Regions from separate parts of the Homo sapiens genome. Here region 2 is linked to region 1. Evidence: chromatin loops called from intact Hi-C (ENCODE). Cell type or tissue: heart right ventricle. All regions are shown on one strand. Each heading gives the region's core, and the rest is flanking DNA. Links, peaks and the distances in the headings are about the cores only.

What was found. Peaks named below come from ENCODE experiments on the same cell type or tissue, not always from the same donor. Only the 100,000 strongest peaks of a DNase experiment are listed, where the experiment ranks them.
Region 2: it touches region 1 in a loop (6-fold over the local background); 35 of 110 quality-filtered maps call a loop at or near these places.

Annotation. Positions count from the first base shown.
Region 1 is chr2:172,802,954-172,810,957 of GRCh38, forward strand. The region is part of intron 3 of RAPGEF4 (Rap guanine nucleotide exchange factor 4); the gene reads left to right. Among named protein-coding and RNA genes, the nearest start is that of RAPGEF4-AS1, 71 kb to the left of the region's middle. RefSeq lists a silencer at 411-601. In heart right ventricle, for the core only: a CTCF peak has its summit at 3,642 (motif pointing right); no DNase peak of the experiment used is centred there.
Region 2 is chr2:173,017,721-173,025,485 of GRCh38, forward strand. It overlaps RAPGEF4 (Rap guanine nucleotide exchange factor 4), which reads left to right. Exons shown (of 31, transcript NM_007023.4): 22 at 936-1,082; 23 at 2,898-2,995. Among named protein-coding and RNA genes, the nearest start is that of MAP3K20, 54 kb to the right of the region's middle. In heart right ventricle, for the core only: a CTCF peak has its summit at 4,360 (motif pointing left); a DNase peak (open chromatin) is centred at 4,497; H3K27ac peaks cover 900 bases.

The DNA.
Region 1 (8,004 bases), core at 1,360-6,359:
GTCATGCTGACGCAAGAGGTGGAAGGCGTGTTCCCATCGTCTTGGGCAGCTTGGTCCCTATGGCTTTGCAGAGTATAGCCTCCCTTCTGGTTGCTTTCATGGGCTGGCATTGAGTGTATGCAGCTTTTCCAGGTGCATGGTGCAAGCTATTGGTGGATCTACCATTCTGGTATCTGGAGGATACCAGCTGTTTTCACAGCTCCACTAGGGGTTCCCCAGTAGGGACTCTGTGTGGGGGCTCTGACCCCACATTTCCCTTCCGCACTGCCCTAGCAGACGTTCTCCATGAAAGCCCTGCAGCAAACTTCTGCCTGGACATCCATGCATTTCCATACATCCTCTGAAATCTAGGCAGAGGTTCCCAAACCTCAATTCTTGACTTCTGTACATCTGCAGGCTCAACACCACATGGAAGCTGCCAAGGCTTGGGGCTTGCACCCTCTGAAGCCATGGCCCGAGCTGTACCATGGCCCCTTTTGGTCATGGCTGGAGTGGCTAGGATGCAGGGCACCAAGTTCCTAGGCTGCACATAGCACCAGTACCCTGGGCTTGGCCCATGAAACCATTTTTTCCTCCTAGGCCTCTGGGCCTGTGATGGGAGGGGCCACCATGAAGATCTCTGACATGTCCTAGAGACATTTTCCCCATTGTCTTGGGGAGTACATTTGGCTCCCTGTTACTTATGCAAATTTCTGTAGCTGGCTTGAATTTCTTCTCAGAAAATGGGATTTTATTTTCTATCACATTGTCAGGCTGCAAATTTTCCAAACTTTTATGCTCTGCCTCCCTTATAAAACTGAATGCCTTTAACGGCACCCAAGTCACCTCTTGAATGCTTTGCTGCATAGAAATTTCTTCTGCCAGAAACCCTAAATCATCTCTCTCAAGTTCAAAGTTCCACAAATCTCTAGGGTAGGGATAAAACGCCACCAGTGTCTTTGCTAAAACATAACAAGAGCCACCTTTGCTCCAGTTCCCAACAAGTTCCTCATCTCCATCTGAGACTATCATGAGAACAGTGCAGAAAAGACCTGCCCCCATAATTCAATTTCCTTCCACCAGTTCCTCCCATGACATGTGGGAATTGTGGGAGTTACAATTCAAGATGAGATTTGGGTGGGGACACAGCCAAACTGTATCAGTATGAGTGATTTGATGGAATTTTTTCTGAAAAAAAAAATCAACCTCTTTCTTGCATATGGTGGTAGAAAGATATATCTGTATATAAATTTCAAGAATACATGGGGTGTAACTATTCTATTTGACTCAAATTCATATTGCCTTCCTGTTTCAAGTTAATATTACTTTTTCTCCCTTCTTGTCATTCCCTTATATTTTTTACTGTCTAGGTTAAAAAACACACAGCTTCTTCTGTGTAATTGGTCTAGCAAATTCTTCCTGAATTTTTTGAATACTGGGTTGAGGGTCCTACTTATTTTTCATCAGCAATATACCCAGAGCATGTAGTAGTAACTGTTCATTTACAGAGCATTTCAGGAACTTTCTTTGGTTTGAGCCTACCCTGTTTGGGAAACAGCTATGCTGTTTCTTGCTTAGTGCCTGATGCCTGAGTAGCTGTTCAGGATGACGCAGTGGTGAGCCTGGGAACGGGGAGTACCTGGCCTCCTGAGCCCATCCAGCATTCTGCCTCTGCTCTCCTGTGCTTTAGGCAGTGCGTGCAGTCATTCCCTGGGGAATCTGCAAAGCCTGCAAGGCATCTGCTCCCAAGGGCACCTGCTCACAAGCTCCTCCAGTGTCCGTAGTGGGGTGGAGAGGGGTGATGGGGATCCTTTTTTGCCCCTGGATTGCTGAAGCCTAAAATTATATATTAAAAAAAGTCATGATTCTACATTTCAGAGAAGTATTAACTACAGACATTTCGATGAGTGCTGATGTACACTTCAGGCCCTCTCTTAGGAAGGGAGGATGGAGAAAAAAGCTATCGGGCTGCAGGACTGGAATGGCTCACCTTCCAGTGTCACCCCTGGTCAGCCCACCCACCAGAATGGCCAGAAGTTGGCCATTGTAGGAGGCGTGAGTTGCAGGCTGACTGGGCCTTACCCCATGGGTCTTCTCTGGGCCCAGGAAGCATCAGATAGTGGCATGGATTCCTGCTGAGCAGGGGAACCCACTGCTTTCCCCTCTCACAGTCAGGCCCTTTCCAGGCAGGCCCCAGGACCACATGTTGCTTCTTCTCTTTGTTTTCCTCTCAGTCAAGTTTCCCTAATTCAAGGCTTCAAGAGACTGGAGGGGAGACAATGGTCCCTGGACGGGAGGGACGGTGGACTCTGTCTGCCTCTCGGAGACCCTCCCTTAGGAGCTGGGGCTGCATTGCTTTCATTTCTTTTGTTACTGCCTTGAAAACGTGTTTGTCCTAAGAATTGTAGGAAATGCATAGATTATTCTGCCCCTATTACTTTCAGGAACTTTTAAAGGCTGACAAATCCTTGTAATTATCTTTCTATAAATTATATTTATTTCACTACTCTATAAAATGAAACCTACTGCAACACTCTTACCACTATGCGTAATTATCAGAGGCATCTCTCCCAGCTTCTCAGACACCCTTCCTGCCTTAGCCATTCTTCATCTTAACCCAAGGAAAAGAGCACCAAGAAGGGGACCTGCCCACAGACCACTTCATCCTCCTAAGGTGTCCCAACCTGGCTGACATGTTCACGTAGATTTCCACTGGGAACATCCACTTGGCCTCTATCAAGGATTAATCCTTCCATTTCGCCAATAATATCTGTCCCCACCTTCAGTCTCTTGCCTGAGCCTAACCAGGACACATCCACCTCCAGATCCCCACTGCTGTACTTGTCTGCACAAGATCCTCTCCTGTCTTGGTGCCTGTGTAACTTAAAAGTTACATAGGGCTAAAAGTCAGATATTTTGCCTTCCCACTAGAATGAATAATACTATGGGTGTATTTTTTCTCAGTAATATTTTAATCGATTTAGGGTTAGAGATGAACATTGGGACAAGTTATAAGCAATAAATAACAAGCTTAAAAACAATAAATAGGATTATAAATCTCATTGTATCAGATATTATCCGGCTGTGTGTGTGTGTGTGTGTGTGTGTGTGTGTGTGTGTGTGTGTGTTTACTTCAGAGACAGAGAGAAAGGGAGAGAGAAGGTCCTGTTTTTCTCTGCAGATTTTTTAAGTGAGGGGCTTTTTTGGCATAGTAAGTATCAAAATCCTAGATATATATAAGATTTTAAATTAATCTTTACCTCTCAAAAAGTAAAAAGGCTTTTCCAGTCATAGGAAAGAAGAATTTCAAATGGCTGCTGACAGAATAAAGTTTATATTGCAAGATAGAAAATGGATGGTTTATTAATTCTTTAAAACCTTTACATCTCTATCACAGATGCCTATTGAAAGCATTAGTATTTACCCAATGCAACCCACGGTGGTTAAATTCAGAGCTCCTTTGAAATTCTATTGCCACTTAATTGGCTGTGGGTATGCACAGTTAGCTTACTTGTAAATTGGGGATAATAGCTCTTATCTTAAATGAGCTGATGTATGTAAAGCACTTAGTACAAAGCCTGGGATAGAGGCAGAGGGTCTGTGCTTTTTGAAATTACCATTTCAAGAAAAGTTGGTTGCAATGACTGCAATGCTGTTGTTTTATCACAAGAGGGCAGTGCCAGAATAGAAAACGCAGGAAATGTACTTGGGATTTGAAACAGTAGAAGTTTAACAATGTTGTTCAGCCATTTCATGGATCAGAGAATCCGGGCTACACTTGGCCTTGGTCATCACTTAATTTCATCCCCTCATCTATCACTGTGAAATTATCTGGCACATTTTAGCTCAATTTCAGAAAAAAATCTCATACTAGTTTTCTCCCTAAAGTAAAATAATATGCTTTTATTTGCCTTCTCTTTTTTCCTTCTACAGTAACAAATGTTTTTAAGCATTGCATTTTTGTTTACAAAATTTGAAGAACATGTGTGTTTCGTTGTAATGCGGATCTCTCTACCTTTGTCTGTCTTTCTCTTTGCCTCTCTGATTCTTCTATTCACTCATTTCACTCCGTTATTTTCAAACAGAGAACACTGCCATCATTGGAAACATTTTTTTTCTGAGCACATTTATTGAGCCCATAAAACGTGAAAGGTGCCAAGTCCACAGCAGTTGTTTGTAATCTCCTCCTACTTGTCTATGCTCAGGTCAGGCTATTTGTTAGGAGCTGATTGGGAGTTTATTGAGCATCCTGCATCCTGCATTTAGTTTTTTTGCCGTGTAATTCTTTGTTTGGGTGGTTGGATGCAAAACTGCGTCACAATGCTGGACAGACTGGCTCTCCACTGAAATGAGGCTGGCCTCCCTGATTCAGTTACCAGAATGCTAATGCTAGTCCATTCTCATCAAACCTTCCTGCGGCCGGCTTGCCTGATCTTGTTAAGCTTTATTGAACATGCTGATTCCAGGGATGTGTTCTAAAAGTAACAGACCTTGTCTTTGCTGTTTGTTAGAAAACACATTTGCCTGAGAAGTATTTTGCCCTCTTGATTTGGCAGGAAATGCTTCTGCAGCACATACAATCTAACATCTTGACAAATTAAGAGATTGGGTTCCATTTAATTTTATTACTTAAGATGACTTGGAGCACCCAGTAAATTCCAGCACTAAATTCAAGTTCGTGAAATAATCCCAGGTGCTGTGAAACTTAATGGCAAATATTGCCTGTAGGCCTAAAATAAAACTTATAAAAATATTTGCCTTGTTAGAATTTATGTTCACACCTGTGAATAGCCACTGCAGTCCAGCCTGGGCAACATAGCAAGACCTCATCTCTAAGAAAGAAAAAAATATGTTTCTGTCTCCACACATTTAAAGGAGCAATTATTTTTCCCTTGGTGTTAACTCAGTATATGTCCAAAACAATAAATTTGCCATGAGACAATGAACTCTTCTTGAGCCATGAATATGGAAGTGAGTTAAATGTGCATAATAAGATGATCTGATAGCCCTTGAAATTACAGTACAATTTTTAGAAAATCTAGATGTACTTACCACAGAGAATTCTTATGTCTGTTTAATTGATTGTTAGCTATTTTAAATTCCATCAGAATACCTATAACTTGTGTAAGTTGGATTTCAGCTGATGCTTATAGACATTATTTATTTGCAAGGCACAAGTGCCTTAGCTTGAATACCAGTCTTAGTTATATGACACATAACCATTGGCTTTCTTAACACCATTCCCATTTCCATACTGTTTACTATATTTACAATGAAACAAATAAAACGCCTCATATGAGAATGTCTGCTTTAAGAAAACCCAGTGTACATAACTCAGACGTACAAAGCAGATAAATTAAGAGGTGATTAGTTGCAGTACAAAAGGATTCTTTGATTTACAGCACGGTTTGTCAGAAGGGTTCCTTTGAATACGAGCTCCCCCAGAGAGCTGAAGTGTTTTGCAGATCATTCAATCCACTTGACATCCAGACTAGGGGACAGAAAAACTTGGAATTTAAGTGTTGAAAGCCATCATTAGTTGAAGATTAACAAAATGAATATAGAGATTCTCTATTATTTAAATGATAGAAAAAAACTGCTTTGCTTTTTAGAAATATGGATAACCCATACATGTTTGTGACTAAGTCAGAAATAATAATTTCCATTATTTATGGATCACCTGTTATGTGCCAGAAACTATACAGCACTATAATGGACTCTGTGTATTACTTTATTTTGATTTAATACTGCTAATGATATTACAAGTAAGATTGTGCCCATTTTACAAATGAAGATACTGAGGCTCTGGGGAGCATTTTGCCCAAAGCCCACAGGTCAGTCATTGGCAGAGATAAGTTTTGAATTAAGTCTACCAAGGCCCGTGGCTTTTCCACTCTGCTGCTTCCAGGGGATTTTCCCTGCTGAGCATTGAGTGTTCTGACCATGGGTAGCCTCCACGTGGGAGTCCTTTGCCTGATGCCCTGCCTTCCAGCATGGGCGGCTTCATCGACATCTTTATTAACTTACCTAATGCCAGCTTTTATGAATGAAGTTAACTGGACCCTGCATATCCCACTGAAAACACTGTGCCAAGACAGTGCTCATGACTTAACTTCAGCTGGTGCCTGGCTGGGTAAAGGAAAAGAACCTGGAATCTGGGGGGCATCCATGATGGAGGTGGGAAATATCTCGAGGGCATGTTCAGGCAGCACTGGGCAGGAGGGGCAGAGGAAGCAGGAAGGTGGTGTGACACAGCCCCCAGGTTAGTGTGGGGAGGGGCCAAGGCTGGTCTAACCAGGGGTAGCATGATGAGACTTGGCCTGCTGATGGGAGGGAGTCAAAAGCAGGCCCAGTGGTGGAGATGGGCAGTGGGCAGGCTGCCTAAGAAGTCTGGCCACAGAAGGACTGCCAGAGAGGAACTGGGACCCAGGAAGGGCTGTCAAGACAGGATACTGTCACTTTGAGAAGAATTAGGGTACCCAGCAGGTTATCAAGGCAGAGACTCTGAAAGACAGAAACTCAGTTTCTCCAACCAGGGTCAGAACTCAGTTATTAGAACTGGGACACAGGATCAGAGTGGGAAAAGCAGAAATGCCGATTTTATTTTATTTTTTTAGAGACAGAGTCTTGCTGTGACTCCCAGGCTGGAGTGCAATGGTGGGATCATAGCCTACTGTAACTTTGAGCTCCTGGAATTAAGGGATCCTCCTGCCTCACCCTCTTGAGTAGCTGGGACCATAGGCAAACACCAATATGCCTGGCTAATTTTTAATTTATTTTTTAGAGATGGGGGTCTCACTATGTTGCCCAGGCTGGTCTTAAATTCCTGGCTTCAAGCAAGCCCCTCACCTCCCCTCCACCAAGTGCTGGTATAACAGGAATGAGTGATTCAATTCAATTCTTAATTACCTGTTTGTGATTGTTTAAATTTCCCCTAATGAATAAGAGGATTGCCTGGGATGGATTTGATCCTCTAAGGAGGATCAAGTGGATCTCAATATTGGAATTGGAAGATTAGAAGAGGAGCAATGCCAAATGTTTTATATTTTCCTAGTGATTTTGACTTATTTGGTATTCAATAAATACACAGATTGGCTGACTGAAATAAGAATCAATATAAATTAAATTGGTACCTTAACAGATTTTCCAACTGAACCTTGGCTAAGAGGTACTTATACTTACTAGGACAATCTAAGAAGTATGTGGGTAGATCATTAGACTGACTAGTTTCTGATCTCAGCTCTTCTACTTACTAGCCATCGTCTTGGGCAAGTCACTGAATATCCTTGAGCCTGATTTGCTCAACCTATAAAATAGCAATAGTACTACTGATATTGCTGGATCATGTTAGTAAGAGTGTCTGCAATTTATTAAGCATTTGTTTTGAGTCAGGCACTATGCAAAGCAGTTTAAATACATTATCTCATTCACCTGTTGTGAGGAATAAATGAGGCATCGTCATTGAGACACTTGGCCAGTGTGTGGCCCAGTTCCCACTCACACACATGCAGATCAACATGCATGCTGCTGCACAATGGGACTAAGGATGGGTGGATAATTAAGTAAGGAGGTCTGTGTTTTAGAAGGAGGAGAAGGAGTGATCCAGTGGACTGAGAAATGAGATAGCTGGATCAGATTGGAGGAAAAAGCCAGATGGCGTGTCGGTGATATGCCAGAGGCGATTTTGTGTGTGTGTTCCCATCAGCCCTTGTTATCTAGCAGAATTGATCTCAGGTAACCCAGTATGTTTTCCTAACAGAATGAAGTCTTCCCATGTGTCACCCAAAACATACTGCCCTTACAGTGTGTCTGATGCAAGTGGTAAGTGACACTCTGGCCTCTGTCCTTATTACAGAAGTCTCTTTGGGAATGCTGGTTTGGTCCAGTACCTCCCCAGAGGTCTCAGTGCAATTTAGGACCCACGGCCATCTTGGCTCACCCACCTCCTTGTTTTCGGTTTCCCCAGAAGCAGACCTGGAGAAAAGGATTTGGCTACAAGTGGTTTTTTAGAGATGATCTTGGGAA
Region 2 (7,765 bases), core at 1,661-6,660, 220 kb after region 1:
CTCTCCCTGCTTAACCCCTTTCCTTGGAGGAAATGAAGATGATCTCAGGGCCTGGTTGTCAGGATTGCCCACCCCTGGGAAAAGCTGGTGGGAAGGTAGCTGGCGCCTAGTGGGTGCCAAGGAGACAATGGATCACCAGCATCCTGCCCAGGGACAATGCTCTGGCCCTGAGCCCAGCCCTGAGCAGGGAGGCTTTACATCAGGAAGATCAAGATGCTGGCTTTTGTTTGGTTATTTAAGATTCTCCAAAGAATCACAACCAAAAATAGTCACAATAATAATGATAAAAATTTCATTTAAAGCTATAAATAAATCTTGTCATTTAGGACTGCCTCTAAACCCAGGAATTATAATATAATAATGGGAATTGCTCCCAGGATTTTTGTGTTCAGAGTTGAGCCTCTGGGTGCCATATCCAGATCTGCTGATCTAAGTCTGCTGAGCTAAATAGCATCCGAGCTTACATGGCCTGGCCCCAAAGCACACAAGCCACTGAAGCAAGTGAGCAGGAGTGTCAGCACGTGCTCATGGCCCAGGCGGAAGCCCTCCTGTGTGCAGAGAGGTGAATGGTGTCTCCCCACTGCCACACAGGGTAGCAGTGATCTGTGAATTGCCTACAGTATAGCACTTCAGACCCTGAACATCAGCCTGAAGATACTCTCAATTTTTTCCCATGACCTCTTTGTGGGGTTTTCACCAATATCTCTTGTTCTTTTAATTGGACTTGGCAACCATATGTGCACCTATTCTTAGACCAATGCTAAGGTAAGCAGTTTAGAAGGGGCAGGAATAGGGGTAAATGAGTATGAATAAATACAGTAACAAAAATGGCAAAATGATGCAAATTGGAGAGGATGCCTAAACATTTTTCATAACTATAGTTTTATTGAAAACTCTTAAGAGTGATTTACTACCTTGTTACTGCCTTTGGATAGTTCTGTTTAAGGTCTATTGCATGGACCACACCTACACAACCATTCGGGTGCCAGTGGCCACTTCGGTGAAGGAAGTCATCAGTGCAGTTGCCGACAAGCTGGGCTCCGGGGAGGGCCTGATCATAGTCAAGATGAGTTCCGGAGGAGGTAACAGTCTTAATTCATATTTTAGGCTCTGCAAAATGGGACATTCCATCCAAGCAGAAACTATGTAAGGAGTTAGCGTGGTCATGTGAGGCTCACCCAGAGGATGAACTGGTGCTTATGTATGCTTCCACTAATAACAGAAACAGTATGGGTAGAGGTGGGTTGGGTTTCTAATGTCCCCTATCTGGTAGGTACCCACTCTAAATCAGAAAGGTGACTGGAACTGAGGACTGTCGTGTAGATGTTGGCCTGGAGTTCTTTCAATTTAAACTCTATTCAAAAAAGTTTTAGGCCTTGGAGCCCTGAAAAATATGGGCCCCAAGAGGAAATCTAGCTGGACAAGCTCAAGGCCATGGGTTTCTACAAGTCCAAAGTTGGAAGTGGTCAGAAGCTAGTTCTTTGAAGCTGATGATGGTTTTTCTCCTTACTCAGTAGAGAGGCTAGGAGCCTGGCTCAAATGAAATGAGGAATATTTTTCCTCCACGGGATTACAGTTCCTTTCACTGTCCTTGATTACATGGTGCATTTTTGAAATGTCATTTATTCGTTCATCACATATTTACTGGCCACAGTGTGGCTACGAAGGAAAGAATGAGTTAGACACAGCTCACGTCCCCAGGTTGTTCCCAGGCCAGGGAGGAGGTAGACGGTAAGTTAAAACAATTACAGTTCATGCTGGCAAGAGTTTTAGGAATGACCACATATTGTAGTGAGAGACTAGAGGAAGCAACAGTGAGGTTCATTTCTCCAGTCATGATTTGACAGCCATTTGGCGGAATCCTTCAGGAACAGGTGAGCCATTTCTGTCATGTTTTAAGGTGAATGATTCCACTGATGGAGGATTTTTAAATGCATGTTGGATTTTAAGATCTCCCTTCCATTTCTGCTCCAGTTGCACAAGGCCCAGGATGTCTGCCCTCCCTGACCCCTTGTCACCTTCCCATAGATATCCCAGGTCTCACCCTCACTTTCTTTCAGTCTTTACCCAAATGTCAGTGTCTCACTGAAGCTCCCTCCTTCATTTGCTTCATTCCCTTTCTAAAATGTTAACTTCTTCCCCTTACACAAGCTTCCTAGACCCCACCCCTGTGATATTTTTTTCTCCTTGCCTTCTCACTCTGTAATCTATTTCTTTTCTTTATTGTTGGCATCTCCCACTATGATGTAATGCTTTTTGGAGTGGGATTTTTTTTCTGTATTGTTCCCTTCTGTCTCCCCAGTGCCTGGAGCAGTTTCTGGCATGCAGTAAATACAAAATAAATGTTTATTAAATGAACTAATTTTTTAATTTTTTTGACATGTTCTCATCTGAAGAACTAATTTTTTTAATGTGGGAGGAGGCTTAATCTAGTTAATGCTATTGCCCTGCAAATTAGGGAATAAGTGAAAAAACAATAGTAAATTTTGCATCTAAAATCATGTGAGGTCTCAGAAACCTCCAAAGTTTTTAAAAAGTGATCTTTCTATGTCCAAAGTCCTGGGTGTGATTACCATCTGGAAACATAACTTGTGAGATAAATAGCCAAGTGCGGGTTTTATGTGCTCAGTAATTATGGTTGCAGCACAAAACTGGGTGAATTGACCCTCTGGCATCTCTATTCCTTTTTGTGGCCATTTCTGAAGGCATCCTGAGTGGCGCAGGGCTGCATGAATGCCGTCTTTTTTATTCCGTGGATCCCTTCAGTACTCTATTTTATGCAGTCACTCTGCGTGTTCCGGTAATTCACCAAGCTGGCAATTTGTTGGTGTGATTAGGGCAGTGCAGCAAATCTCAGATGTATTTAATAGGCAATCTCATGCTTTTTATGTTCACAGAAAAGGTGGTGCTCAAACCTAATGATGTTTCAGTATTTACGACGCTCACCATTAATGGACGCCTGTTTGCTTGCCCGCGAGAGCAATTCGATTCACTGGTAGGTGTGGATGGCCTGCTCAGAGCAGCATTGCAATCAGAAAAACTTGTCTGGAGCCTAATTTTGCAGTCACACTGAACCCAGTGGCTAAAAAATCTTGAATGGTACTTAGCTTTTTCTTTTTCTGCAGTCTATTAGGTAAGCCTCAGGTGTTCATTTGAGATGCTCAGGGCTTTTGATTTTCTTTTGTGAAAATTAGCCAAGTAGCACCACTATTAGGGCATAATTCAGCTTTCAGAACTCTTTGTTGTAATTCGCCTCATTGGTATGTCCCCAGTTTAAATATTAAGAATCTGAATACTTACACCAGGATGGAAATAATTTTTCTAAAGCAAGATATCACTATTTATCAGGCTCCTTTGCATTATGGCAAAGCCACCATCTGATCTAAGAGAAATGCTGTTCCCCAAAAGCACTTTCTCTACCTTATGCAGAAAATGGCAAAGTCCAGACCCTTCCCTAAGTCTCCAAAAACACTTGTTACCCAGCATACAGACAGATCTTTCTGTGAAGAAAAGACTAATAGGACCACACTAATAACTGAGTAGCCTGCTCTCTTTTAAGTCGGTGGTAGCATCCATTTCTATTTCTCCTACCAGAATTTGGTATGTAGGTGAGTAGCTAGTAACATATCTTAGAAAGCCTAGAGGGCCAATTCAGAGGGTAGAGAAACTGGTTTCTTCAGTCTTTGGATACACGGGGTTTCTCCTTTAAGAAAGGCACAAGACCGAGCGTGGTGGCGGGCGCCTGTAGTCCCAGCTACTCAGGAGGCTGAGGCAGGAGAATGGCGTGAACCCGGGAGGCGGAGCTTGCAGTGAGCCAAGATGGCGCCACTGCACTCCAGCCTGGGCAACAGAGCGAGACTCTGCCTCAAAAACAAAGAAAAGAAAAGAAAGGCACAAGACAAGAGCTAGAGGTAAACTGCATCCAATTTTAGGGAGAGAGTTTACATAAGGGATGCATGAGTAGGTTTCAAGTTTGATCAGATCAGCTCTTATAGATATCAAGATTCTCTTCCTTGGACTTTTTAGAGGTTGTTTCAGGCTCATCATAATCCTGATTTTTTGTTTTAGAGAGTACCATTTTGTGCACTCCAGTGAGGATAGGTGGATTTTTACCATATTTTGAATTCACTTGGAGAGGAACTTAGCAAATGTGGCATTAGTTTTCCTGCTAATCCCTCATCCATCAGAGCCCATAAGCACGCTCACCTTTCCTCAATCACCAGCCTTATAAGATCTGAGTCTGCCTCCCGCCTTTCCGTATATTTTTTTAGTCATCTACATTCATTGCTTTCTAAATAAATATTTCTCAATACTGAAGGATTGGGGAAAAAAATGTCATAAATGAGTCGTGCTGCCCTCTCCTGGAAAGGAAAGCCATAAAAAGCCAGTTCAGCGCAGCCCCATTAAAGGTGCTATGTGACATGTTACTGCACGGGTGCTGGGGACTCTCTTGCCAGAGGGTTCTTGGCCGCAGTGCCAAATGACATGGCGCAGACACAGGGAGTGCAGACTGTCTTCAGCTCCCTGTGGGGCAGATACTAACTTTCTAAACCTCTGTTTGTTGGCACACAGTCCTGCAGCCTTCCAAGTTCTTAGTCCTTGCTCGTCCTCTGTTTTAAGGCCTCTGTCGTTGGAAGGAATGTCCTCTGCATTGAGTACCCTGGGCATGAACTTCTTCCCTATCAGCGCTCTGCCATTCATTGTGCTGTGAGTGGCCAAACCTTACCTGCCTCACATAACTGTGGACAATGAGCTCCTTCTCTGGCTTTCTAAAGATTCCCTTTGAGGACAGCCCATCGAGGAGGAGTCGCACAGAGGATGACCCTGCAGTAGAGAATGTTGGCCACACTCTCTGATCCATCCACACATGCTTCTGCAGGGTCTGCTCTGTGCTTGGGGCTGTGCTGGCTTCTGTGAGACACTAAACCAAGTGCCCCAGAGCCTCTGTCCTTACCGCAGTTACGCTAAAGCCAGAGAGATGAGACTAACACAAGCAGCCTGGAATAGAACAAGTCTTAGTGTTCAATGTTAGCCTTAAATTGTGTGGTCTATAATAGAATCAGTAGAGTGCTGGCAAGTTAGCCTAGTGGTTAAGGGTTCAGATTCTGAAACTTTACTCTTCACATTTTATTTAAGTATAAATATCAGTACAGAGCAAATTCCTATAAAACTCCATTGTAGTATAATGTGATTCTACTTTTGTCCATTCACTGGTTCCTCAGACTTTTATTTAGTACCTACCACATCATCGCAGGCATTGTAGATGGTTCTGGCTCTAAAATGGTCTTGAAGACAAAACCATCATGGTCCTTGTACCTCAGTGAGCAAACAGTGTAGTGAGGCACCCCCGCATGTGACCAGTGAGAATGCAGTGCAGCAAGGGCCATAGCAGAGCTAGACACAGAGGGTGTGGGCACACGAGGAAAGGAAGATGCTCCGGGTAGCTTACCTTCACCATCTCTTTGTCACTGACAATCCACACATCCCTTTTATGTCTTAGTCTCCTCATCTGGAAAATGGGAGGATAACAATGCTACTCTCCCAATTACCCCTCTCCAGCCTTAGCAAAGAAATCATGGCTCAAAAACCGTGGGGAGAAAATGCATGGGAGTTCTGTGTCTGTGGGTAAGCAGCTTTCAGATCTGTCTGTGCGATGCAGGCTCCACATAAGCTCTGCTGTGCCTTATCTGTAGGACATTTCCACAGGGCTATGTACAAGAAAATGGCCCAAGGAGGCGCTTCCTCTGGGGTCCAGGGTGAGCATTTATATTCCCCACTTCTAAGGGAGAAGCACCTTTTGCTGCTCACATTGCCTCTTCCGTGGCTCATGGAAGGGGTCAACCTGCCCTACGCCGGGAGAGAGACTTGGTGAGCCCTGCCCACTGAAAGAAAAGTTGAGACTCAACAGAGCTTTCCGTTACTCTCAAAAGGGTTGCAGGAGTGATAGACCAGCATCCACGACTAAAAGAACTTTGCATATTTCTTAATATTAGACTCTTCCCTGTGTTGTTAGGTAAACTTGTCCCCCTTATGTAAAGTTATAAAGCCTCAAGGAAAAGAAGGAGCAAGGTGTACTGGGTATCTCCAATCCTGAGGAGAGAGCAAACAGCAGGAATAACGTAGGAGGGGCAGCTCCGCAGAGCAGCAGAAGGGCTGTGTTCACAGCAGCTGCAAGAGGGAAGGAAGAACGTGCAAGGCCAGTTTGATCCTCTGAGAGGCAGTCGTAAACCCTAAAATGTATAAGCTTCCCCAACTTTTTTTACCTAGGACCTACCCTGGTTGAAATCATTCTCCTCATTTGTTTCCATATGCTACTTGCCCATCAGCTTCGGTTCAGTTCCCTAAGATTTAAAACTTTGGAATCACTTTTCTTCCCTGTCCTCTGTCCCCTGTGTAGAGTAAATTGGGAGCAACAGTATTTCGCTCCTACATCCAGGTGTTGTACTGATCACACTTTTCTGTGTATTTGCATTGCTACAGCACTTCTTTTTTTTATTATTTTTTTTTTTTTTTTTGAGACGGAGTCTCGCTCTGTCGCCCAGGCTGGAGTGCAGTGGCGGGATCTCGGCTCACTGCAAGCTCCGCCTCCCGGGTTCACGCCATTCTCCTGCCTCAGCCTCCCAAGTAGCTGGGACTACAGGCGCCCGCCACTACGCCCGGCTAATTTTTTGTATTTTTAGTAGAGACGGGGTTTCACCGTTTTAGCCAGGATGGTCTCGATCTCCTGACCTCGTGATCCGCCCGCCTCGGCCTCCCAAAGTGCTGGGATTACAGGCGTGAGCCACCGCGCCCGGCCTGCTGCAGCACTTCTAGAAAGTGAACTGATTTGGGGGAGGGGACCTCTTTTGTGCCAGGCACTGTATTTACATGATTCACTGAAATCACTCCTATCCAGTTCTCTTAACAAGCCTAGGTATAGGTATCATGACCCCAATTTACCAGAGCTGGAAACAGACACTCAAGAGATTAGGGAATCAATCCAAGTCTACACAGTTAGAGTAGGGTTTATATTCAGAGTCACTTGCTCTCTAAAGCTGACACTAACCTGGTCTATTATCTAGTCTATTACAAAACACAAACTCCTAATCTGGTACACGAAGATGTGCTACTAACTGTTCACACTGTCCATGGGGACCCCCTGTGCTCTCTGCTCCTGCCAAGCAAGTTTCATGACAGCTTCCCCATCTTCATGCTCTTGTTGCCATCCTTCCACCCCAAGGGACCATCCTGGATGCTCAGGGAAAACCTTGCTATTCTCACCTGCCCAAGCTTGTCTGCTTCATCTTTTAAAGCCCAGCTTCTTCAAGATCCTGTTCAGACCACACATTCATTCCAAATACCCAATAACTTCCCAAAAATTCATTCATGTTCCCCTCCTGTTTATCTCTGTACCTGGGTGTCACATGTGTTGTTGCTTCTGTCCCTTTATACCTGCAAATAAGGACCAGCAGCAGATGCTGCCTCTGTGGAGTGCTGTATGGGCCAGACAGGGTTGATTCCCTTCAACTGTAACCTTGCTTGGTCCTCTCTTAGACTGTAAACTTCCAAATGCAAGCACCGTCTACCTGCAGAACATGTAATTTCTCTAGTGCCCAGAATGCAGTGGGAGTTTGTAGAATACAGTGATGATGATGAAAATGATGATGGAACTTGTATAATATTAGGACTTCTGACATGGATAGTATCTAAATATAGTTAGCATCATTTTGTTTTTATTTTTTATTTTATTTTATTTTTTTGGAGATGGAGTCTCATTCTGTCGCCC